2 separate regions of the Mus musculus genome follow, and region 1 is linked to region 2. The links are chromatin loops, found by intact Hi-C in ENCODE. Cell type or tissue: gastrocnemius. All regions are shown on one strand. Each heading gives the region's core, and the rest is flanking DNA. Links, peaks and the distances in the headings are about the cores only. Region 1 overlaps Rragd (Ras-related GTP binding D). Region 2 holds the start of Ankrd6 (ankyrin repeat domain 6).

What was found. A loop is a pair of places that touch in the nucleus more often than their neighbours do. Peaks named below come from ENCODE experiments on the same cell type or tissue, not always from the same donor. Only the 100,000 strongest peaks of a DNase experiment are listed, where the experiment ranks them.
Region 1: it touches region 2 in a loop (2.2-fold over the local background); 15 of 42 quality-filtered maps call a loop at or near these places.

Annotation. Positions count from the first base shown.
Region 1 is chr4:33,018,228-33,030,003 of GRCm38, reverse strand. Rragd (Ras-related GTP binding D) reads right to left here. Exons shown (of 7, transcript NM_027491.2): 7 at 7,824-11,357. The coding sequence ends at 11,206. 4933421O10Rik (RIKEN cDNA 4933421O10 gene) reads left to right here. Exons shown (of 2, transcript NR_036602.1): 2 at 1-2,865. Among named protein-coding and RNA genes, the nearest start is that of 4933421O10Rik, 7.2 kb to the left of the region's middle. In gastrocnemius, for the core only: a CTCF peak has its summit at 11,424 (motif pointing right); a DNase peak (open chromatin) is centred at 11,428; H3K27ac peaks cover 256 bases.
Region 2 is chr4:32,944,581-32,956,932 of GRCm38, reverse strand. It overlaps Ankrd6 (ankyrin repeat domain 6), which reads left to right and starts at 6,107. Exons shown (of 16, transcript NM_001012451.1): 1 at 6,107-6,186. In gastrocnemius, for the core only: a CTCF peak has its summit at 5,979; DNase peaks (open chromatin) are centred at 5,165, 6,023 and 6,350; H3K4me3 peaks cover 2,633 bases; H3K27ac peaks cover 1,840 bases.

The DNA of each region.
Region 1 (11,776 bases), core at 3,777-11,776, 72 kb before region 2:
CATCCCAAATTAAAATTTGGAAGAATTTCATCTTATTTTTTATAATAATCCTGACGATAACTTTAAAAAATAAAAAACAAACTTAAACCAGTTTCTGGCGATGCTGCAAATAACAAAAGATGAAGTTCAAAACACTTCAGAGTCTTGACAGCTTTGAGCTACAATCCCCATGTGTTGTATGTGTTGTTCCCCGTTTCTCTAGACAAAGCCCTGTGAATGTGGTCCCCTTCCCCTTAGCGTTGACATCCTGATACAAGCTCTACTGGACGTTGAATGCTTGATCAATTCATTTACTCTTCATGAGTGTTGGCAGTGACACAGATTATTTTAATGGTTGAAGAAAATTGAAGTCTTGAAGAAATTGAGCAGTTCATTTAAGTTCTCTTATTTATTTTGAGTACAGTGCAGGTTCTTAGCTTCTTGGTATATTTTACTGCTACAGTCCAGGTGAGACGTTATAGACCACCACACATATATAAGGCCAAATTACAGTCCTTTATTAAGCCAGCAACCAAGAGCAGGCTCTTGCCCCCAAAGACTCTCTCTGCTCAGGGTATAGCATTTCTAAAGAGAAACCACAACGGCATCGCATCGTCGGGGTCAGGGGAGCTTGTTTGCATTTGTTTTGACTATACAACCAGCAAATATTTTGGTTATGTATCTGAGCCATGGAAAGTCCCAAATGTGCTGCCAAGGCGGATGTGAATGTTGTTGGGGTGGGGGGAGGGTGAAGGAGCTGGGAAAGTGCTCAAGCAGACACAAAATGGAGCCCGAGTAAGATCAGGACAAAATGGTGTTACTTTAGTCATTTCACTCCTTGTTACTTTTAGTGTTTCTTTTAGTTACTTTTCAAATGCTTGATGTCTCTGTTTGGATTCCTTAGTTTCCAATGCGTGCCCACTGGCTTCTAGCTTTGTAACCAGAGCAGAGCCGGAAAGCTGGTCCCTGAAGTCTCTGGAAGGCAAGGCTGGTCTGCGTGGACCTTTAGCGTCCCGGCCTCTTCCTTCTCAGGAAGTCTTCTTTACCTGGATTTGGTGGATCCAGGGGGTGACACCTCTTACTTAGTATTTAGATGACTGTCCATAGTCTATCCATAGCCGACTAGCCCAGTGGCAGAGTCTCTGACTTACATTATCTGAACTCTTGGGAGCCAGGTGTGATGGCATATGCCTTTAATCCCGGTACCCGGAAGTTGGAGCCAACCTGGTCTACAAAGTCTACAGATCAAGTTCCAGGGCGACACAGAGAAACCCTGCCTCAATTAAAAACAAGGAGAAGGGCGTTCTCTTTTTACAGAACTAGCTAACTACCACTCAGCCATGGAATTAGCTTTTCCTCCTAAGAGGGGGAGAATGGGTAGCTATCAGGATGGCAGGTCCCATACCAGTGGGGATGGCAGGTCCCATAAGTACGAGGTTGACCCTGTTCGCACAACTCAGATGTTTGACAAACTCCCCTTTGTTTGAGAAGTTGCTATTTGTCTCTGTGTTGTCTGAGACCTTATCATACATGGCCTGCCCTAAGGGCTCAGGGAGCACTTTAGGAGGAGGACCGGGTATTAACTAGGTTCTGGCTCTCATAAATGGGAACTGAGCAATGGGGTAAGAAGGGTTGAGATCAGACTCTGAGTGTCAGAGAGTCTGGGAGAAGTAGAGAAGAAGGCTGGGAAAGGGGCCAAGTGGGGAGAGTGAGTGTCATAGAGCTTGGGGTGACAGGAGAGAAGCAGAAGGGGAGTCTAGACAAAATGAAACACAGATGGAATCAGAGGGTGGAGGCTCCTGGATCAGAGGGTGGAGGCTCCTGGAACCACGAGTATAATCCCAGAAAGGAATCAGTACAACTCACAGAACACCTAACAAGGGCAGTGGGTTTCTCCCTTAAAGGTGAGGTGCACACGCCAAGTTGGCTTCTAATCACTAATTCAAAGAACCTAGAGAATAGACTAGCTCTCTCTGGTTCAGCCCTGAGACAGAACCAAAGGGGACAGAGACATTAATAACAAAAATGCCACTCTCTGGGCAGAATCTGTCCAGTCACTCACACAACAATTCGGCCAGCCAGCCATTAGAAACCCAGGCCTCCCAAACACTCACTGAATCCCAGGTCCTCTACTGGTATCCCAATATAGTGTAAGAGGACAAGGGAGTACCCAAACCTAAGAGCTCCTCAGGAGGAGGCCTGGCCCTCTTAGACCCTAAGGCTCCCCAGGAGCCCTGGCCTTCAGAACTGAGTTCCTAGAACCAGATGGACTCAATCGGTCCCGGTGTCTGGGAACACAGCAGCTATCCCAGACCTTCTGTGCTCAGCAGCAGGCACACGACCCCGGAATGACTTCAAGGGGTACAGGTATGGACTGAGTTCCGTGTGCATACGGTAATATCACTGGGATTTCTGTATGTTACAGTCCAGATGAGAAAGTTAAAGTGTCCAAGAATAGGCTCTTGCCCCAAAGAAACTCTTGGCACCAAAGCTTAAAGCTCAAGCTACAACATCTCTAAGGAAAAAAAAGCACAATAGCATCGTTATCAGGTATAGGTCAGGGGAACCTAGTCACATTTGTTTTGACTATATAACTGTGATGGTTTGTATATTCTTGGGCCAGGGAGTGGCACCATTTGGAGGTGTGGCCTTGTTGAAATAGGTGTGACCTGGTTGGAGTAGGTGTGTCACTGTGGGTGTGGGCTTAAGATCCTCACCCTAGTTGCCTGGAAGTCAGTCTTCCACTAGCAGCCTTTGGATAAAGACATAGATCTCTCAGCTCTGCCTGCGCCATGCCTGCCTGGATACTGCCATGCTTCCACCTTGATGATAATGGACTGAACCTCTGAATCTGTAAGCCAGCCCCAATTAAATGTTGTTTTTTATAAGACTTGCTTTGGTCATGGTGTCTGTTCACGGCAGTAAAAACCTAACTAAGACAACAACCAACAGATGAACATCTGGGTCATGGTCAGGGTTATGGAAAGTCCTGAGCAGACACATGGTGGAGTCAGGGTAAGATTCGGACTGGATGGTGTTACCTCTGTCACTCACCGCCATATTGACGAACTCTTAACATTTTTGTTTTTTGTTTTTTTTTTTTTGCTTCAATACTTTGAAGTCTATTTCAGAGGTTCTTAAAGTTTCAGTGGCCCACATAAGAATGAGGACCTCAGGTGACGTGCAAGCTTTCTGACTGAAACCCTGTTGTTTTATGCTACACTGCAACAGCTTGAAAAGAGGTGTTCCTTAGACTTCGGTGCTCCTTGGAGGTTACATTCCTTAAGCACTTAAACTATTCACATTTTTAAACTAGTCAGCACATAAAACTATTCTTACTTTTTGAAATGCCTTCTTCTTAGCTGAGCATGATGGCGCATGCCTTTAATCCCAGCACTTGAGAAGCAAGCAGATCTGAGTTCGAGGCCAGCCTGGTCTACAGAGGAAGTTCCAGGATAGCCAGCTCTACACAGAGAAACCTTTTCTCAAAAAACAAAAACAAAACAAAAAAACCCTGATTTTTTATCTTAACAATCATATATGATTATTGTTCCATATTTGGGATATGAATACAATACAAATTATTCACAACCCTTCTCTTTAGAAATGACCATGATTGGTGTTTTTCTTGAGCCATTATTGTAAAACATATTAACAGTTCAATCCTATTGCATCTAGTTTTCTGTAGAATATCTGCTGTCAGCTCATGGTTTGAAAAAAGCAGTGCTATGATTATTTGCATGGATAGGATGAACAGGCTTATATCAGCATCTTCCTAGAGTAATATTTAGAAAGAAAAACATCCTAAACATTATATTAGTGATTTTGAATATTTTGTAATAGGTCTTGCTCTTTTTAACAGGGAAAAATCCACCTTCCATAGTTTTTCTCCTATTTTTCCACCCCAGAATTGAAGTGGTTGTTGGTTTGTTTGTTTGTTTGTTTGTTTAATGATCGTGTGGCTGATGTTAACGTAACAGAAATGTTGTTCGGGTTATTAGGCTCCCAAGCTTAAACTCTCAAGGACTCGAAGTTGCACTCCCAACACCCCCCTCCCCCCGCCACCAACCCTCCAGCCCCTGTGCTCCAGGACTACTGTGTTAGGGATGAGGGAGGGACCCTGCTCAGAATCATGCTTTTGCTTTATTTACAGACTATATCATTTCATTTCTTTTACACTTTGAAGTTTTGTTTTTTATTAGAAACAGGCTGAAGAGATGGCTGAGCAGTTAAAAGTACTCGTGGCCCTTGCAAAGGGCAGCAATTCCGTTCCCAGTACCCATATAGCATAACCACCAGCAACTCCAAATGAAGGAATCCCACAGCCTCTTCTGATGTCGATGAGCACCAGACATGCACGTGGTACACAGACAGACAAAATACTCATACACATAAAATAAGTAAAACTTTAAAAAATGTTTTAAATTAAAGAAAGTGTTTTTTTAATAAAAAATTAAAACTTCGCTTTAAAAAAACAAAGATTATGTGAGGTAACCCAATCACAAAAGAACTCACATGATATGTACTCACTGATAAGTGGATATTAACCCAGAAACTTAGAATACCCAAGATACAATTTGCAAAACAAAGAAACTCAAGAAGAACGAAGACCAAAGTGTTGACACTTTGCCTCTTCTTAGAATTGGGAACAAAACACCCATGGAAGGAGTTACAGAGACAAAGTTTGGAGCTGAGACGAAAGGATGGACCATCTAGAGACTGCACACCTGGGGATCCATCCCATAATCAGCCTCCATACGCAGACACCATTGATTATGACAGCAAGATTTTGCTGAAAGGACCCAGATATAACTGTCTCTTGTGAGACTATGCAGGGTCCTAGCAAACACAGAAGTGGATGCTCACAGTCAGCTATTGGATGGATCACAGGACCCCCAATATAGGAGCTAGAGAAAGTACCCAAGGAGCTAAAGGGGTCTGCAACCCTATAGGTGGAACAACAATATGAACTAACCAATACCCCCGGAGCTCGTGTCTCTAGCTGCATATGTATCAGAAGATGGCCTAGTCGGCCATCATTGGGAAGAGAGGCCCCTTGGTCTTGCAAACTTTATATGCCCCAGTACAGGGGAAAGCCAGGGCCAAGAAGTGGGAGTGGGTGGGGAGGGGTCAAGGGTATGGGGGACTTTTGGGATAGCATTGGAAATGTAAATGAAGAAAATACTTAATTAAAAAAATAAAAGCATGTAAAGAATGAAAACAAAAAACAAAGATTATAATCTATACCGTCCTTTCTCTCAGTTCAGATGGACCACGGGATGGGCTTGGCAAGCAAGTTCTCATCTTCTAAACTTGGCTCTAAAGGAAACACCTGCAGCTGAGATAAAACTGTCCTTTGTGACGGGGAAAAGCGTCCAGATGTGCTTGCGGACAGCTGGGCTGCTTCTGTGTCCTCTGCATTCTGAAGGAGCTTCTCCTACAGGGTCCCTCTTCCACTCTGCATGGGCCCGTCACTCCAATCTTACTCCCCTGGTCCCAGCTACGCAGCCGCTGAGTGATGCTAGCCAGCTGCTGACTGACTGCTGCTCAGTCTTCACACTGACTTAAATACTTAAACCACTGCTGCCCCTTCTTCATGGTTGTGTTGGTTCCGAATCATCAGCAAACTGTAAAGTAACAGGCTATAACGGCGTTCGATACTTTTAAGCAAATTTTTAATTTTCACTGTAGCAGCCACAAAATAGTTCATACACGTCTCATTCTTCACTCTGCAGATGAAGGTCAGCACATACAGGAGTTATGAAACTTGTGAGCCCAATTCTGTGCCCCTGGTATTCTGGTCTACAATTACCAGGTCCTTTAGCACACTGGCTTTTCCTCGAAAGATTTACAATATTGGCAAAGCGAATATCCTGGGCTTCTGAGCATCCTGCCTTCTCCACGGCTCACTTAGCACTCACCACCCCAGAGGTGGCACAATCCACCTGCCTTCTACTGCCCTGGGAGGAAATCCTGGCACCCATTTTACCTCCCCAGAGGCTTGAGGTCGAGTTGAGGTGTAGATGGTTGTAAACAGTATATGCTATATGTGAGCGAGTAGGAAGTAGAAGTTTTGATCTCTCAATCTGTTGTTTTTTAATAAAATACCATTCAGGGAAACAAGGTGTCTTTTAAAATCCTGAAATGGTAGGAAATTTCTGTTATAAAAGTCACCCATCTCCACCAATGGGTGCAGAGAGGCGAAGATGGTTTGGTTAATCATTGCTGAAGGCGTGGCCTCGGAAAACACACAATCTTTAGAAACCTCTTGAGTAATCAGTGAGTAAAAACGTTAGAACTTATTTGTGAAGATCACTAGGATGTTGGAGAAAATACAAACAGTCTCCTGGGCTGAAGGTCACTTAATGATGGGACACTTGCCTAGCTAGCGTAGCAGCATCCTGGGGTAGATCCTGGCACTAGTAAAAACAAGAGAGAACCAGATCCTAAGACAAGCATGGTGGCACACTGGCTGAGGGGAAAACACAAGCTCGAAACTGCATGTCTCAAATAAGCAGGCTGGTCTTTCGACTCAGTTAAACCTCCACTGACGCTGACCTACCCAATTCAAAGTGAGTTCCATCTTACCCACCAAGAGAACTGTTAGGATATTCAAAACGTGCTGCTGCTGCTGAAGGCACTAGGTACATTGAAGAGTTCAATGGACTCGTGTGAAGAGACAATTTATTTAGACAGGTATGTAATTTGTTATATAAATGCAAAGATCTAAACATATAAATTGATCATTCAAATGGACATTTCATCATTTACATGTGTGGCAGTGTACATTAAATGGTACTTTAAGTAATATAGATTTCTGGTTTTGTTTTTGAGATTTCTGCATGCATGGAGGAAGGAAGGTCAAAACATACAGGAGTTATGGAGGCCGGGAGAGAGCTTCAGATTCCGTAGAACTTGAGTTTAATAATAATGTTTCAAAGCTCATAATCAAGTTGTATAAACACTTGAATATATGTATATGCATATATTATTATATAGAGGACTCAAGAATGCTTCCCTGGGTGATTACAATCCTTGTGCAAAACAATCTCCCTTCCCTAGCTTTGTAACAACTCCCAGGGAAACAAGGTCTCCCAAGAACATTTAAAATACAGATTCCTAGCCGACTTCCCAGACTTTGATTCAGGAAGCATGAGTTAGGGATGGGAATCTGTCGTATTAAACGTCCTAGGTGATGCTTAGGGCCAGAACAATGAAATCGGGCAGTACTTTGTGGGTTGCTGATTGTTCCTTACACACGTGCCCCAGGCAAGTCCCTTTCTCACTAGATGAACAGACATTCAGGGCTGATCTCTCCAGGTGAGCCCCTTCACTGCACTGCTTTAAGGGGGGGCGGGGGGCTCATTAAAGGGCTATGTCCAGAATCAGCACCTGCGTTGTGTTCTAAGGGCTCAAAGAGGCTGAAGCACTTGCCCAATGTATGTGGGAAGGTCCTAGACTTTACTGACACCAAAGGAAAATAGGACTTTTAAAGAAGAAGGAAAAAAATAGGCATGATGGCACACACCTTTAGTTCTACAATTCAGAAGGCAGAGGCAAGCAGGCCTCTGGAGTTTGAGGAGAGCCTGGTCTATATAGTTCCAAGGCCAGCCAGGGCTATATACTGAGACCACATCTCAAAAGAGGGTAAATTCAGTTTACATACTGATTTATCTTCATTTGCATAAAACTAGAACTGCGTAATTGAGAGATTTGGCTAAACAGTCAAGGGTGGTTGTACCAGCTTGTGGCCCAACTGAAGACAGGCTGAGGCAGGAAGATCTGTTGAGCCCAGAAATCCAAGATCAGCCTGGAATGCCATTAAGAGACCCCACTTCAAGAGGTTATTTTTAAAACTTCTTTTTATTAAATGAACCTAACATAACCAATAAAACAGTGATGTATATATATGTATATAGTAAACATCATCTTGAATTTCAACAAGAGACCATTCTGCTCCCAGAAAACTAAGCTATGGGTACGGGGTACGTCAAGCCATCGGCACACAAACATGCTTTCAAGTTGGCAGTTAACATCCCTGAAGACTGTGTTACAAATGAAGTCCTAGCAACAGCAAAACAGTGTGCTTGATTACAAACTACACCCAGCCTGTGTTTGTTGAGTGCATACCATACGTCAATCATGACAGTTCCATTGATTTGATAAATTCTGTTTCAGACTCAGTTGACAAATAACCCATACTTAATAGTACTGCTGTGATATTTAGCCATTTTCTATTTAATGATCCAAAATATATTATGTTCACAAAATAACACGTGGTATCTATTAATCAGCTTTTATTTCTACTCCTTCAAAAGCACTCTGTACAGGTCACTCACACTAACCTCCATTATGACAAGTAATTCGGCACAACTCTTACATAGAAGCTGTACTTGACTCAGAGAGCAAAAGTCTGCCTGCTCTACACATCTTCAAGTTCTCAATTCCTAAAACCAAACACATGTTCTACTGAAGCCACCGTAGTTAGGAGTTTGACCTTTCAGTTTATAGTCCCATTTGAGCATAGACACAGATCTACAGTGCAGTAAGCTAACCCCCCAAATCTAAGATAAAATACAAAACAAATGTGAGGACATTTCGCAATTCTAGTCACATTCAGACATCTTCAAGAGGTCAGTGTCACACCAGGCTCGAGGCAGGAATCAGTGTTGTAACTAAAGAGTGCATTTATGATCAGGAACATGGGCCCTATGTCACAGGAGTGTTCCTGCCTATCCCTCAAAGAATCACATGCTCTTGAAGTGATAGGCTTTTAAGGCACATTTCAACAACAAAAACTCATGATATAACCAGCTTAAAAATGGAAGCGCCACTTAGACATGCTAATTTTATGTGATTTACCAGACAGGCAAGTGTCTTATTTTGAAACTACAGTCTTATTAAAAACTTAATTCTTTGTCTATTCAAAGAGAAATTCTTTGTTTAAAAAAAAAAAAAAACTATTAAGAAAGGATGCTGGGGATACTAGATTGGTAGAGTGCTTGCCTTCACATGCACAAAGCTCTGGGTCCAGTTCTCAGCACTGTTCAAGCCAAGCACGGTGTTGCATTCCTATAATCCTAGCACTTAGGGAAAGTCGAGGCTGAGCGGTCAGAAACTGGAGAGCATCCTTAGCTACCTGGCAAGTCTGAGGCCAGCCTGAGTTACCTCTGAGCCCCACTCAAAAAGAGAAAACTATGCTTTTTCTCACTCTCTAGTGTCTTTGTGTGGGTGCACAGTGGTGTTAGACTCTTAAAAGTGGCCAACCACCATCCACTCTGTTGGCAGAGGCCGTCGGGGAATAGTCCTGAAGATTAGAACTCCAGGCTCCTACCATCTCATTCAAGTCTCTTCATAGAAATCATAAGGAAGGAGCCATGGTTCCATGATGACTAGAAATCTCCTTAATAATGTGCAGACTACTGGGAGGCTCAATCTTACATTTCAATCATCGTCTCCAGTTTTAGTTACCAGCTCCAAAAGTGTAAGACCTGGCCAGACATGGTGGTGTTCACCTTTGATCACTTGGGGAAGCAGAGGCAGGTGAATCTCTGAGTTCAAGGACAGTCCGGTCTACATAGTGAGTTCCAGGACAGCCAGGGCTACATAGAGATACGCTGTCTCAAATAATAAAGAATTTGGGGAAAAGGAAGCAAGAAGATGGGAAGAAGATGCGTAAAAGAAGTGAGCTTCAGGAGCAAGCTGCTTTAGACACAAAGCTAGAACCAGCTTTGACATCCCTAAGGGACTCTGCTTTAAAAAGAACCTTTGCTAATGCCATGCACGCCTGACAGTACTAACCCTTAGAATGGTTTGAAATAGGGCTAGATTTAGGACTCTTAGTTCCCTACCTATCTATAAAAGCACACACATAGTTAACTGACTAACATACGTCTCTAGGCCTCCTTTTTTTCCCACCGGCCACAGGCTTTCTGTGTCTTCTGTCTTGCAGAGCAAGCTGGTGGCAAGCTGATCTTGGTAGGAACAGGCAAAGGACATGAGGTATGTTGTTACAGATGAAAGAACGAGTCAGGTAACAAATGGAGCCACCAAGGACTAAACTCCTGTGGTCATGGAGCATTAAAACCTGGTCCTGAACAAGGTCTCTGAACATAGCGCATCAACACACCATTCCCAGGAGGTGAACACACACAAGCACACGTGCATCTCTTATCTGAGTGACCTCTGCCTACATCTGGGAACCCTCTTGGCTTGTGTGTTTTAGACCCCTCGGCAGGTACAGTATTGCTTCTACGGTTTCCCCCCCACACAAATCAATGCTATCTGTTCCAATCTCCTCAGACGACATCCATATTTCTCTACACTGGTTGGCATCATTTTAGAAATCTGGTCCCAAAGGTTCACAAGATACTGCACCAAAAAGAAATCACCCGTCTGCACAAGGTGACTGCAAAGGTGTGTTGAGGTAAAGAGTTTCATAAAGACTGGGCGAGTCGGAAGGCAATGCCATAGGGCACAAATGTGTGGGTAAGCTTGGTAATAGTATTTCCTACAAAATTCCTGTTTTGTTTTGGGGGGGGCATTTGTTTGGTTGGTTTTGAGACAGGGTTTCTCTGTGTAGCCCTCGCTGTCCTGGAACTCACTCTGTCGATCAGGCTGACCTCAAACTCACAGAGATCCATCTGCTGGGATTAAAGGCATGCACCACCACTGTCCAGCTACAACATTCCTATTACACTTCCTATAAATAGAGACGTTCTTATTGCTCTGGCCTGGAGCTTCCAGCCCTGACCTGTTGCTGCTCCACTGAAAAACGATTTCCCCTTTGACAACTGGCAGCAAAGAGTCCCAAATTTACAAAAAAAGTCTCTAGCAATATAATGGATCAATTTCCGATTGCCATATGGACTGTAGAGTATGCGTGTCCTTGTCATCAAGTACAGAAAAGAGTTTAGAAAAGTCATCTTATCAAAGTTCACCTCAATGAGGAAAAAAAACATGAAAATATGCAAAATATGTACAGTTCCTGGCAGTCCTCACAGGGGGTTTTCTATCAACATAAAAGTTTACACTTACGTAGTGACAGTACAGTGGCTCTCACTGTTATTGTACAGGTTTTTGCTTCAAAGTGCTCATTTTATTTTAAAGAGTAAGGTTTTTTTTTTTCCCTTAACACATACGAGTCAGGGCCCCAGCCCTCCTGTAGTGCAGTATAGTTTAACAGCCTCCTCACTGAGGTCTGGACTCAGGCTCCTGACAGTTCCCCTACAGCAGCACTCTAGGGGTCCCATTGGGAGTAGCTCCTGTCTTCTTGGGTAGCCGACTCTGGGCCTTTCGAGATTTCACCATCTTCATCCTCACCTCGAAGACTTCATGGATGGCCTTCCGGAAGCAGTGGAAATTATAGTCAATCAGCCCTGCAGAGGAAGACAAAGGCTCTTAATGCAAGAAACAATCTCTGTCGTTCGCAGCATCCATCACCAGTAGGGGGCAGCAAAGGACCAACCAGCACCTAACAGGCCCAGGCTGCAGGGATAGCAGATAGTCATGTGAGGTAGGTGTGCCCTGTAGAGTGTTCCAGAAACTTCCAGAGTATTTCCAAAAAGAAATCACCCATCTGCACAAGGTGACTGCAAAGGTGTGTTGAGGTAAAGAGTTTCATAAAGATTGGGCGAGTCAGAAGGCATTGCCATAGGGCACAAATGTGTGGGTAAGCTTGGTAATAGTATTTCCTACAAAATTCCTGTTTTGTTTTGGGGGGCATTTGTTTGGTTAGTTGTTTGGTTGGTTTTGAGACAGGGTTTCTCAAAATGATCCATGGCTCAAAATGATCTGA
Region 2 (12,352 bases), core at 2,245-10,244:
TTTCTTCGAGTTGTCCTCTGACCTCTGTATGAATGCCATGGTACATGTGCTCCACCCCCACCCCCAGCTCCATGTTGGACATCTCTGGAAGCCTCAAGGTCTGCAGTGAAGAGTGAAACTCAAGAGAGCACCACCTTTGCAAGCACGGAGCCTAAACTTCCAAGAGTTTGACCTCAGGGTTTATTTTTCTCACACATTTAAACACAGTAAAACTGTGGGAATAGGTTTCCAAAGGACAATTATCACAACAAAGCCTTAGGCTCAGCTATGTAGAATCTCCCCAGTAAGTCAGCAAAGCACCTTAACAATAGAAACGAGTTTCACTGACTGATAAACAGTGCTCAGGAAAGCCTAAGGAGGGAGGATTTGTAGTGAGCATAAGAATAGAGTCTACTACACTCACAGTCAGTTATTGGATGGAACACTGGGCCCCCAGTGGAGGAGCTAGAGAAAGTACCCAAGGAGCTGAAGGGGTCTGCAACCCTATAGGAGGAACAGCAATATGAACTAACCAGTACCCTCCAGAGTTCGTGTCTCTAGCTGCATATGTATCAGAAGATGGCCTAGTCGGCCATCATTGGGAAGAGAGGCCCCTTGGTCTTGCAAACTTTATATGCCCCAGTACAGGGGTATGTCAGGGCCAAGAAGTGGGAGTGGGTGGATAGGGGAATGGGGGGGGGGGAGGGTCTGGGGGACTTTTGGGATAGCATTGGAAATGTAAATGAAGAAAATACCTAATTTAAAAAAAAAAAGAATAGAGTGTACTGATGGAGAATAGGGGGAAAAATGGGACCTCTTTCATAAGGATGAGTTCTATTCACTGAGAGACAAAGTTTAGGATTAGGGCCTAAATAATAACCCAGGATTTGGGGGGGGGGGGAATTCAGGAAGGCTGGCTCCAGCAAAAAGATCACCAGGTTGTCAGACAGCATTCTCTCCTGCCTTCAGGGTGACTGGGGTCAGTCAGTTCCCTCCTTTGGAAAAAAAAAAAACAAAAAAACTAGGCTCATGCAACAAGTGTGGTTTCTCCAATGCTTTCTTTAAGCTGTGCCTCCTACACTCTGAACGTTCTCCCTGACAACACACACATAAATAAATGTAGCTCAAAGAAAAATATGCGTATAAATATTTATAATAGCTTTATTCATAGCAACCCAAACTATGAACCCAAAGGATTTCCAGCAGGTAAATAGCAAAATAACAAGCTGCAGCTTACCTACATCATAACCATTAACAATAAAAAGAATGAACTATATACACAAAATTTGGGTGAATCTTAGGAACATATGCTTATGGTAAAAAAGATAGTTAAAAGTCTCATTCTGTATGATTCTGCTTTTAAAGATTTATTTATTTATTATATGTAAGTACACTGTAGTTGTCTTCAGACACACCAGAAGAGGGAATCATATCTTTTTTACGGATGGTTGTGAGCCACCATGTGGTTGCTGGGATTTGAACTCAGGGCCTTCAGAAGAGCAGTTAATGCTCTTATCCACTGAGCCATCTCACCATCCCCAGATTCTGCTTTTATAACATCTTTTTTATTTAATATTTAAAAAGATTTGTATATTTATTTATCTTATGTGTAAGAATGTTTTACCTGCCTGTATGTGTGTCTGGTGCCCTCACAGTTCAGAAGAAGGCAGTGGATCCCCCTAGAACTGGACATTAAGATGGATGTGAGCCACTATGTGGGTGCTGGGAACTGAACTCAGGTCCTCTGTAGGAGGAGCAAGTGCTCTAAACCACAGAGCCATCTCTCCAGCCTCTTGGTCAGTGTTTTATCTCAGCAACAGAAACCTAACTTAGACATTGAGTCTGGAACAAATAACTGAATCTACCAATGTAATCTACCACATACTATGATTTCAAATAAAAATTCTGCGTTTCTTAAGGAATCCAACAAACCAATTTTAATATGTCAATGGGAGGGCTAAGTAAACTTGAGTTCCCCACGCTCAAGTAATAATGAGGCACAGTGGTATTTGCCAAAACCCCAGTATTGGGCAGTGTCTTTGTTAAAGTTTCATTGCTGTAAAGACAGACACATCATGTCTAAGGCAAACATTTAATTGTAACTGGCTTACAGTTCCATTGGTTTGGCCTGCAATCATGGTGGAAAGCCTGGCAGTCTTCAGTCAGACAAGGTGCTGGAAGAGCTGAAAGTTCTACATCTCGACCAGAAGGCAGCCAAGAGGAGACATCAACTGCAGACAACCAGGAGGAGGTTCTCTTTCCCATTGTCTGAAGCTTGAACCCTAGGACCTCTCAAAGCCCACCTACACAGTGACGGCTTCCTCTAACAAGGCCACACCTACTCCAACAAGGCCACACCTTCTAATAGTTCTACTTCCCATGGGCCAACCCTCTTTAAACACCACCACAGGTGGGTAGGTAAAAACAGGTGGATGTGGGGGGGGGGGTGTCCTTTGGCCCAGTTAGTCTAGATCCAAGAGGAGGTTCCAGGTTTGGTGAAAGGCTTATAGAAGATACTTTACATTCTTTATCTTTCTCTCTCTCCCTCAACTCTCCTCCCCATGCTCTAAATAAACTCTATTCTATACTATATTTATGGCTGGTCCCTCAGGAGGAAGGGATGCCTCAGGATGGGGCCACAGAGGCACTCCCTTCCCCCACACCATACTGCACCTCCATCAAACATATCCCTGATTTCCTTTTCTTTTGTATAAAACACAACAACATGCACACACACACACACACACACACACACACACACACAAGCACAAATATTCCAAGTAACAAATATACTAGTGGAATCTCAGAAACGCAATGCCAAAGGGCAGGGATGTGGCTCAGTTGGCCGAGAGCTTGCTGAGCATGGTCTAAGTCCGAGGTTAATCCCCAGCACTGCATAAAACAGGATGCATGCGGTGATGCACGCATGCAATTCCAGCACTTGAGGAGTAGAAAGCAGGGGGTGCTACCAGACATTCAAAGTCATCCTTGACTAGCCTGGGCTACTCAACCCCTGTCTCAAAAGGAAAAAAAAAAAAGGAAAAAAGTTGTATAGGCAGCAACAAAGTATTCATTTGTCGAAAAGGTCAAAAAGAACCATATAGTGTTAATAAGAGAGTATAAAGTTCAGGGTGGACACTAGAAGAACATGATTATAGAGGGACCCATGGAAGGCTTCCTACAAAAGCAAAAGCCGGTTTGTATGGTAACAAACATAGAGACCAAAACATTGCTGAAGGCTGAATAACTAACGTGAAAATAACAAGTGCAGTCAACTTGTTAAAGAAAGGTTGGTGGAAAGAAGAGCAGGCCATATGATCACTGAGCAATGACCCTTGTCATTCACTAAGTAGATGTCTTTCTCATTCACGTGCAGCAATTTGAATGGGAATGCCCCCACCCCCACCCCCAGCTCATATTTGAATACTTGGTCCTCGGTTGGTGGAACTGTTTGGGAAGAATTAGGAGATGTGGCCTTGTTTGAGGAGGTGTCATTGGGAGTGAGCTTTGAGGTTTCAAAAGTGCACACCATTTCCAGCTAGATCTCTCTGTCTGATGAGTGTCAGCTACTGATGTAACACCATGCCTGCCTGCGGCCATGTTCCCTGAAGGACACTCTGTAACCAAAGTCTTAACCAAATATTTTCTTTTCTCTTTCTTTCTTTTCTTTCTTTCTTTCTTTTTTTTTTAAAGATTTACTTATTTATTTATTTCATGTATGCGGGCATACTATCATTGTCTTCAGACACACCAGAAGGTGGCATCAGATGCCTATTACAGATGGTTGTGAGCCACCATGTGGTTGCTGGGAATTGAAGTCAGGACCTCTGGAAGTGCAGTCAGTGCTCTTAACTGCTGAGCCATCATCTCTCCAACCCACATCTTCTTTTATACGTTTCCTTGGTCACGGTGTCTTATCACAGCAATAGGAAAGTAACTAAGGTGGGTGGGAGGGCAGTTAGAGAAGCCTGGCTGCCAGCTGTTCCTTCCAAAGGAGCAAGAATGGAGCTGCGGGCTGGGGACCTTCCTCAAATCCAGGGAGATTTAGGAGTTTCTTTTCATTGGTTCATCTAAACTGTGGCTCCTTGGAGATAAGATCTCCACGACAGCCCAGGCACTGCCTGGAATTCCCATTAATCAAAGTCTGGGTACAAATGCAGACTAGTCAGCTCCCAGGGGAACTCACGGATCTTGCAGGATGGCGGGATTTTTTTTTGTGTGTGTGGTTTTGCGGAGGTTGTTGTTGTTGTTGTTTTTGGATCTTTTGTTTGTTTTTTGTTTTTTTCTCGTCCAATTTGCTTCCACTGAGCTGCTCCATTTTTCACCCAGCCCCTTCTCCTCTTTCATTTCTTTCCTTTTTATTTTTCAAATTTTAACGACCCATCCAATGAATTTCACTGAGACTGTTTACAGGAGGAATCATGGTTCCTTCATGAGAGTTACAACACTGAAGAACCCCTCCCCCCACTCAACTGTTAACTGCGTGTCAATCCTTAGGGAGGGGAGAGGATTTCTCACTGTGGATAAAAGAGAAATAATTACTTTGAAATGTCACGTTTACATACTTTACGTCGGGAGCTCTGGAGTTTAGTTGAGACCTGCTCGCAGAGCAACCTGGAGCTCTTAGTGGGTAGGGACAGGACAGGCGCCTCTCCTAACAGTTTCAGGTTGGGAGTGACAAGATTGAAAACAAATTTCTCCCAGAAGAGTTTTCACACTTTGCTAAATAAAACAGCTGCTGAGACTGGGAGGGAACGGCGGACGGGGGTTGGGGGTGGGTGGTGGGTGGTGGTGGTGGTGGCGGCGAGGGTGGTAGGGGGCGCAGAGTGGGGGAGCATTCCCAAATAGTTTCGGAGGATCAAGTGCTTAACTCTCTTCTAGGGTGGGCGGGGAGGGGGTTTTGGAGTGTCTCCTGTTTGAAGCTTTCAGGAGGCAAAAGGAAACAGATACTCTAAGGAAAAGGAGGTTCTCTCCTTGAAACCCAGCTATATTCCAGAGAGGGTGTGAAAAAAAAAAATCGCTTCACCGTAAATTTATCACCAGCCTCAGGTAAGATCGAAGCGTCATGTTCACCGTTCTACCTGCTGACCTCTCCACCTCTGTGAGCAAAAGGTTCCATCACTCATTTGTCATCAGATCGTGTGTGTGTGTGTGTGCGTGTGCGCGTGTGCGTGTGCGCGTGCGTGAGAGAGAGAGAGAGAGCATGCACATGCGCGCGCATGCATGCCTGCATGTGTGCATGTATGTGTGTTAACTTTCTTGCTTGCATTTATATGTATATCGGTGCTGAGGGATTTGAATTTGGGTTCTCATGCTTCATCAGAGCGCACTTTACCCACTAAGTCCTGAGCAGCCAACCCCATGAGATTTTTCTTGAGTAGAATGGCATTCATATAAGGCTGGAAATAGCATTGATTATCTGAGCCTGGTCATTGGGACTGCTATGAATTTGAAATAAACACATTCTTTGAAGTAACCTTTTGTTTACATTAGGCTCCAGGCTTACCACACTCCTAAATCGCTCAGTAAGTTGTTCTTTTTCTTTTCTTCTTGAGGCAGGCTCACATAGGCCAGATGTTGCAGACATTTGTTGGAGTGTAACCCCCTAGTTTATGCTGCCCGGGGAGCTCTTTTAGGTACTGAAAAAGTAGCTGTGGCAGTGAGAGACAAAAACAGTCAAGACAACAGTATGTAAGGCGTACTTGGAACCCGCGGGTGAGGACTGATGTCCCTGCTGGTCCTTCACCAGGCAGCAGCGGGAGAGAGGATGCCCGACCCTCTCTTTGCAGCAGCTTCCTCGGTTTCCATCGGCTCCAGAAAGCCGGCCACAGGTGGAGGGCTGGAGGGTTCTCCGCTCAGTCCATCCAATTGGTGCGCCTGGTGCCCGATGCCGCTGAGGAAACAGCCCTCAGCGCGGGTGTCCTCCCGCTGCTCGTGGGTCCCAGTGGGAGCCACCCCGCACCTCCGGGATGTGCGGTTCGGGAGGATCGTGTGCAATGACCAGCGGCCGCTGCGGGGCGCTGTAGCCCTGCGGACAGCCGGGTGGGGCGTGGCCCGAGGGGCGTGGCGTGGAGTATGGGGCGGGGCCGGCGGGGCCCTCAGGCATCCAGGCCACGCGCGGTGGAGCGTGGGGCGAGCGGCTGCGGGCAAGGAGCGCAGCGGCCCGCGAGCTCCGTGCGGAGCGGCCGGCCGGCGCGGGAGCGAAAGGTACTGGGCATAGTCGCCGGCTCCTGCGAGTGCTAGTAATCCTCCAGGAGCGCTCATGGGGACACTGGGAGGGGGCGTCGCTGGCAGGGGCGCGCTCCTTAGTGGCCGTCTGGCTCCGGGCGCTCTCGACGTCGCGCGTGTGGGGAAGTGCTTGCCCTGCAAACTCTTCCGCAGCCCAGGGCAAGGGCAGTTCCCACGGTCGTTTGGAGCACGGCTGGTCCCGCGGGGCCTTAGGGCCTTGTGCGCCGCCTTTCGGGCTCAGGATTCTCTTACTTGCCTAGGGCATTGAAATGTATCGCTTCCTGTAGATTTGGGGAGCTGGAGAGAAGGGGGATCATTATGGCTGATCCAAAAGGAGTTGTACTTTGTGAAGCTGGCCAAGAACGTTTCCCCCGAAGTGCATTGAGAGAATTCACGTGGTGGTAAGGTGTGTGTGTGTGTTTACCACTTTGATGGCATGAGACTGAGTTGTGAAACCACCAGTTAGGTGTGCGACTGGAAAACCCACGTCTTCAAGCCTTAATAGTTAGAGCTGTGAACTGAAAGCATCATACATAACCTTGAAGTTGACATCAGGCTTTATGGCGGGCATCGTTCCTGTGAGGCGAGGCTCTTGGCTGGTGGTAGCCATGTGTATTAAATTGATACTGATTGAATGTAATGGAAAGAACTTGGACAGTGACCAATCACACCCAGGTGCGAGGTTGTCCCAAGTGTTCAGATTGATACTGACTAACGGTTTCTCATCTTTAAAATATCTGTTACGTGAGTAGTTGGGATAATTAACTTCCTTTGTTACCCTGATTGTATACTTAGCATATGGTGAGTAAGTTTTGTTTTGTTTTATCCTGAGAATACAATGGCCAGAGGATGGCTCATCTGGCAGACTCTTGCCACCAGACAATTGGAGTTTGATTCGCAGAAGGTGTGACAAGGTGGAACTGACTCTCTCACCAGTCGTGGTGTCCTCTGACCTCTTCATGGGCTGAGGTTCATACACACACACACAACATAAATAAACTAGGAATTCATATTACAATTAGGAGGGGTTTCTGCCCTCTCAGCTTGAGGGAAGGAGCAGTCTGAGAAAAAAAATGAGGGAAAATTGGACACCAGACAACAGTTAGTTATAAATTGTTGAGAAGTCTAACCAAAGCTGATTTTTAAAATCAAAACCATCACAATAAAAATGCTAGCCCAAGGGGCTGGAGAGATGGCTCAGCAGTTAAGAGCATTGGCATCTCTTCCAGGGGACCCAGGGCCAGTTCTCAGCACCCACGTGGCAGCCCACAACTTCACAAATATCTGCAACTCCAGTTCTAGTGAACCCAACACCCTCACACAGCCATGCATGCAAAACACCAATGCACATCAGCTAGAATAAATAAATTATAAAAATGCCAGGCTGGGGGTCCATGCCTGTAATTCCAGCCCTCTGGAGGCTGAGGCAGGGTCATTAGTTTGAGGCTAGCCTGGGATACACAGCAAAATTCTGCCCTCAAAACAAAACACCCAGCCTTGTTTGTTAACTCCTTGTTTGACCTTGGTAGCTAGGACCAAATGTTAACCTTCGCATTCTCCTTAGCCCATCCGTGTTTCCAAAGCCGATATCTTCCATATGAAAGCCCAATAGCTTGTGCTATAACTCAGCTTAGCAACGTGGCACACAGCTAATTCCCAAAGTCCTCTGCTCCACCCAGACAGATTCTGGTGCCTTCTGTGAACTCTTGCTCAGAGAGATGGAATACAAGAATAGCTAGCAGGCACAAGTACCCCATTACCCAGCCGAGGAACCCTTCAGTTACCATCCCCACCCCTATCAAATCACTGCTCTGCGTGTCGTCTTAATTCCCCCTTTGCTTCACATTTCCACAACAATTTAGAGCATTCTCGAGTTAAAAGCAGGATATCAAGAGGAAAGCGGAAGCCAGGGAAAGCTTACAGTTTGAGCGGGAGACCGTGGTTTCCCTGTGGTGGACTCGGGCGTGTTCAGTCTGTGTAGAGAACTGTGTCTTCCCCTCACTTAGAGGCTTTAATTTTAAAAGCTTGCTTGAGTCCCTAAGAATTTGGAAAACAGTAATTTGTGACCCTGTGTCTCAGGGAAAAGGTTTTGTTTTTTTTTTTTAAATACAGCTCTCAAGAGAACATTGTTAGGGCTCTGAAGGGTGAAACGCCGAGTGTTCTTTCCCAATGGCTTTACCCCACAACTCTTTGTTCCTTAGTGTGTTCTGTCTGTCACTGTTATTTCTTCAGGATAAACACAGCTCTCCTTCAGTGGTTCCTTTTTTCTTTTCTTTTCCATGAGACAGGGTGTCTGTGTGTACCCAACACACAGAGATCCTCCTGCCTCTGTCAGAGTCCCTTCAGTGACGGTTGAACAGCAAGCTCTGAAGTCTCACCTGAAGGAAAGCCTCCTGGAGAGGCCCTGGGGTCTTTGCTGTGTAAGGGAGCTAGCTTGTCCTGGTATTCTTAGGTGTAGGTAGGAGTGGGTAGGTGAAAACAACTAGGTAGGTATTTAGCTTCCACTTGAAAAAGTGATGTGTGTAAAAGTTCTATTTATTTAATTAAAAAAATTTTTTGAGATTTTTATTTTAAATAAAATAATATTTGATTTTTTTGGGGGGGTGTTTTGCCTTTGTGTAAATCTGTGCACCGTGTGTGTGTGTGTGTGTGTGTGTGTGTGTGTGTGTGTGTGTGTTTGCAGTGCCCATGGAGATCAGGAGACTGGAGTTAGCAGGTTGTGAGCAAGTGGCCGCTCTTCCTTTGAAAGAGCAGAGAATACTCTAACCCCGAGCCATCTTTGCAGTGCTGTATTTATTTATGTACGGGCAGGGTGTTGCTATGTAACTCTGCTGGCCTCAGATTCATGGCAGTCCTCCCTCCCTACTGTGTCTGAATGACAAATGGGGGGAGGGGGGCATCTGCTTGCCTGGCTCCTGGTATGTTTAAGTAGCCAGTCACTAGCAGTCACTAGCCTGTGCCTGTCCTGTGTCTCCTCAGGACACCACCCCTCTCATTTCCTGTCCACAGCAATTTTTCCATAACAGCCAGCTCTGGAAATCCAGCTATTGTAGGTACAGATTGGGAGTCCCGTGCTGTGTTCCCTATCCCCCACCCCCAACCCCACTACGGTTTCTCTTTGTAGTCTGGCTGTCCTAGAACTTGATCAGTAGACCAGGCTGCCTCAAACTCATAGAGATCCCACTGCCACTGCTGGGATTAAACATTTGGGACTCAGTGCTTCAGCTGGGATCAGCACTTGGGGACGATGTGTTCAGTACACTCAGCTTGTTAAATGTAATAGATAGATGACTCCCGTGAATTACAGCTGCAGAATACCCAGCCAAGGGTCCAGAATAGTACTCGAATCTGGAAGTATGCTTACGGACTTGCAGACTCTATGATTTTACTTATGTGGCATCACACCTGGAGTAGTCAGATTGACAGGGACAGAAAATGGGTTTTGGTTTACAGCGGGTATGGAGAGCATGCTGAGAAAGCATGAGCTCTGAATCCAGTGGTATGTTTGAAGTTGTTTCTTTCTATTTTTTGTTTGTTTGGTTGGTTTTTGGTTTTTTTGAGACAGGGCTTCTCTGTGTAGTTCTGGCTGTCCTGGAACTCACTTTGTAGACCAGGCTGGCCTCGAATTCAGAAATCCGCCTGCCTCCGCCTCCCGAGTGCTGGGATTAAAGGCGTGTGCCACCATGCCCGGCCTTTTTTTTTTTTTTTAAGATTTATTTATTATTATATCTAAGTACACTGTAGCTGTCTTCAGATGCACCAGAAGAGGGCGTCAGATCTCATTACGGATGGTTGTGACCCACCATGTGGTTGCTGGGAATTGAACTCAGGACCTTCAGAAGAGCAGTCAGTGCTCTTAACCACTGAGCCATCTCTCCAGCCCTGTTTCTTTCTATTTTTGAGATTATAATATGCTTATACCACTCTCCCCCTAATAGTATTTTAAAATAAAATTTCAGATTAGCCATTTCTGTTCATGATGCCTGTCTGTACCAGGGCACTGAGTTCAGGGACAGTGTAGGGTGGCCAGAGAACCTGAGATGACATCATCTACCTCTCCCACCACCTCCTCAAGCCCGGGCCGGGAAGAGATGTAAAATCTAGTTGTGCTCAGATTGAAAGGCAAGCATCTATGTTATTTACTGGGGGGGTGGGGGGGTGGGGGAGGGGGTGGTGGTGGTGGTGGTGGTGGTGGGTGGGGCTCCAGTCTAAAGATGAAAGATTTATTTATTATTATATCTAAGTACACTGTCTCCACTTGCTAGGCACATTGCTTGACCACTGAGCTGGAGGGCTAGCCTCTGAAATGAAGTCATTCTGTCCTGATGAGGTAAACTTTCATTCTGAGCCTGCCTTGGTTTTATTCTTTTTTTGTTGTTGTTGTTGTTGTTTTTTTTGTTTTTTCAAGACAGGGTTTCTCTGTATAGCCCTGGCTGTCCTAGAACTCACTTTGTAGACCAGGCTGGCCTCGAACTCAGAAATCCGCCTGCCTCTGCCTCCAGAGTGCTGGGATTAAAGGCGTGTGTGTGTGTGTGTGTGTGTGTGTGTGTGTGTGTGTGTGTGCACGCGCGCGCCACCACGCCCAGCAGATTTATTCTTTGTTTCAAAGTATTTGTACATTGTATTCTGCTTTGTTCAGTAGGCGTGGTTAAGAGAGCATCATTTGCATATTGTTAGAAAGAGTGTGAAACACCACCTAGAATTTACCTAATCACAGTGTTCCTGAGCCTGAGGTGCCTTCCTTTTCCCTCCCCTCCCCTCCCCTCCCCTCCCCTCCCCTCCCCTCCCCTCCCCTCCCCTCCCCTCCCTCCCTCCCTCCCTCCCTCCCTCCCTCCCTCCCTCCCTCCCTCTCTTTCTTTCTTTCTTTCTTTCTTTCTTTCCTTCCTTATCTAAAATGGTAGAATTGTAACTTGCAGGCTTTTCTCACATATATGCTTCTTTATTCACTTTCACGTTAGAAGCCTTTTTAATAAATTGTACTTAAACCCTTCCACCCAGACATTCATGCTGTGCATTGTAACAAACAGCTCTAGAACTCAGTGGTCTAATCCGGGGGAGTATTTATCCAGTAAAGTTGGTGGTTTACACAAAAGCCAGTTGGTTATTTCAGGCTGGGTAGCTCTCCTGGGCAGTTCTCCTTCAGGCCAGTCAAGGGTCAAGATGCCTCCTTCTTTGTAATGGCACTGTCTTGGATTCCTGGCCTGAAAGCTCAAGGCAGAAGAGAGTGTGGAGGCGTACCATGCTTGGCCAGAGCCAGCTACATCACTCTCCTTGAATTCAAGGAGTACCAGCCTGGGCTATGCTGATGGATACAATCTGAATTTCACTTCGGAGGCTGAAGCAGGAAGATTGAGAGGATTGGCCATGGTATAAGACCCTATTTCAAAAGTATTCAAAAACCTTAAAAGACCAAATAAGCCAGTCTTTTTACTGGCCACTTAAGTGTAACTGCTTTCATGGATATTTCCTGTTTTCAAAACACACACACACACACACACACACACACACACGGTTTTTACAGTATAGGTGTGGATGACATCTTCATATAGGGCATAATTGTATCATAATTGCTCTAAGAGCAAATAAAATGGGATTATACCATCTATGTTCAAGAACTTACTAGCGACTGAAGGATATTGGCTTTATTCAGTCATCTGACCATAGAGAATCGTACATTTAAGACAGGAGTGAGGAGGGAGATTAGCCCAGGACAAGAGTCTGCATGTCTCAGTGGCTTCTTAAATGTTATCATCACCGTTTAAACTACTAAAGACTGCTGGCACGCTGGTAGTGTGAGACTTGTTTCACCTCAAAACAAAAGGCTTTAGCATGGGATCCGTCACGTAGTCACAAAATATGTGTCATTTGCTTTTTATAGGAAACTAAAATTATATAGTTTGGTCCCTCTTAATTGCATGAAGTAAATTTGCTCCAGGAAAGCCCATTTAGCTCTGTCTAGTGTCTGACAGTTAAGTGGGGGACAGTGAAAGATCCTGGTACCCAGGCAGCCAAAAAGAAGGCTTAATGATGTTCACCAAGCACAGCCTTGCTTAATTTATCCATTAGTAGTTGGGGTCCTGCTGTTCTACCAAAAAAATAAAAAATAAAAAATTGAAATCTTTTGCGAGGTGGAATGTTCTCCAAC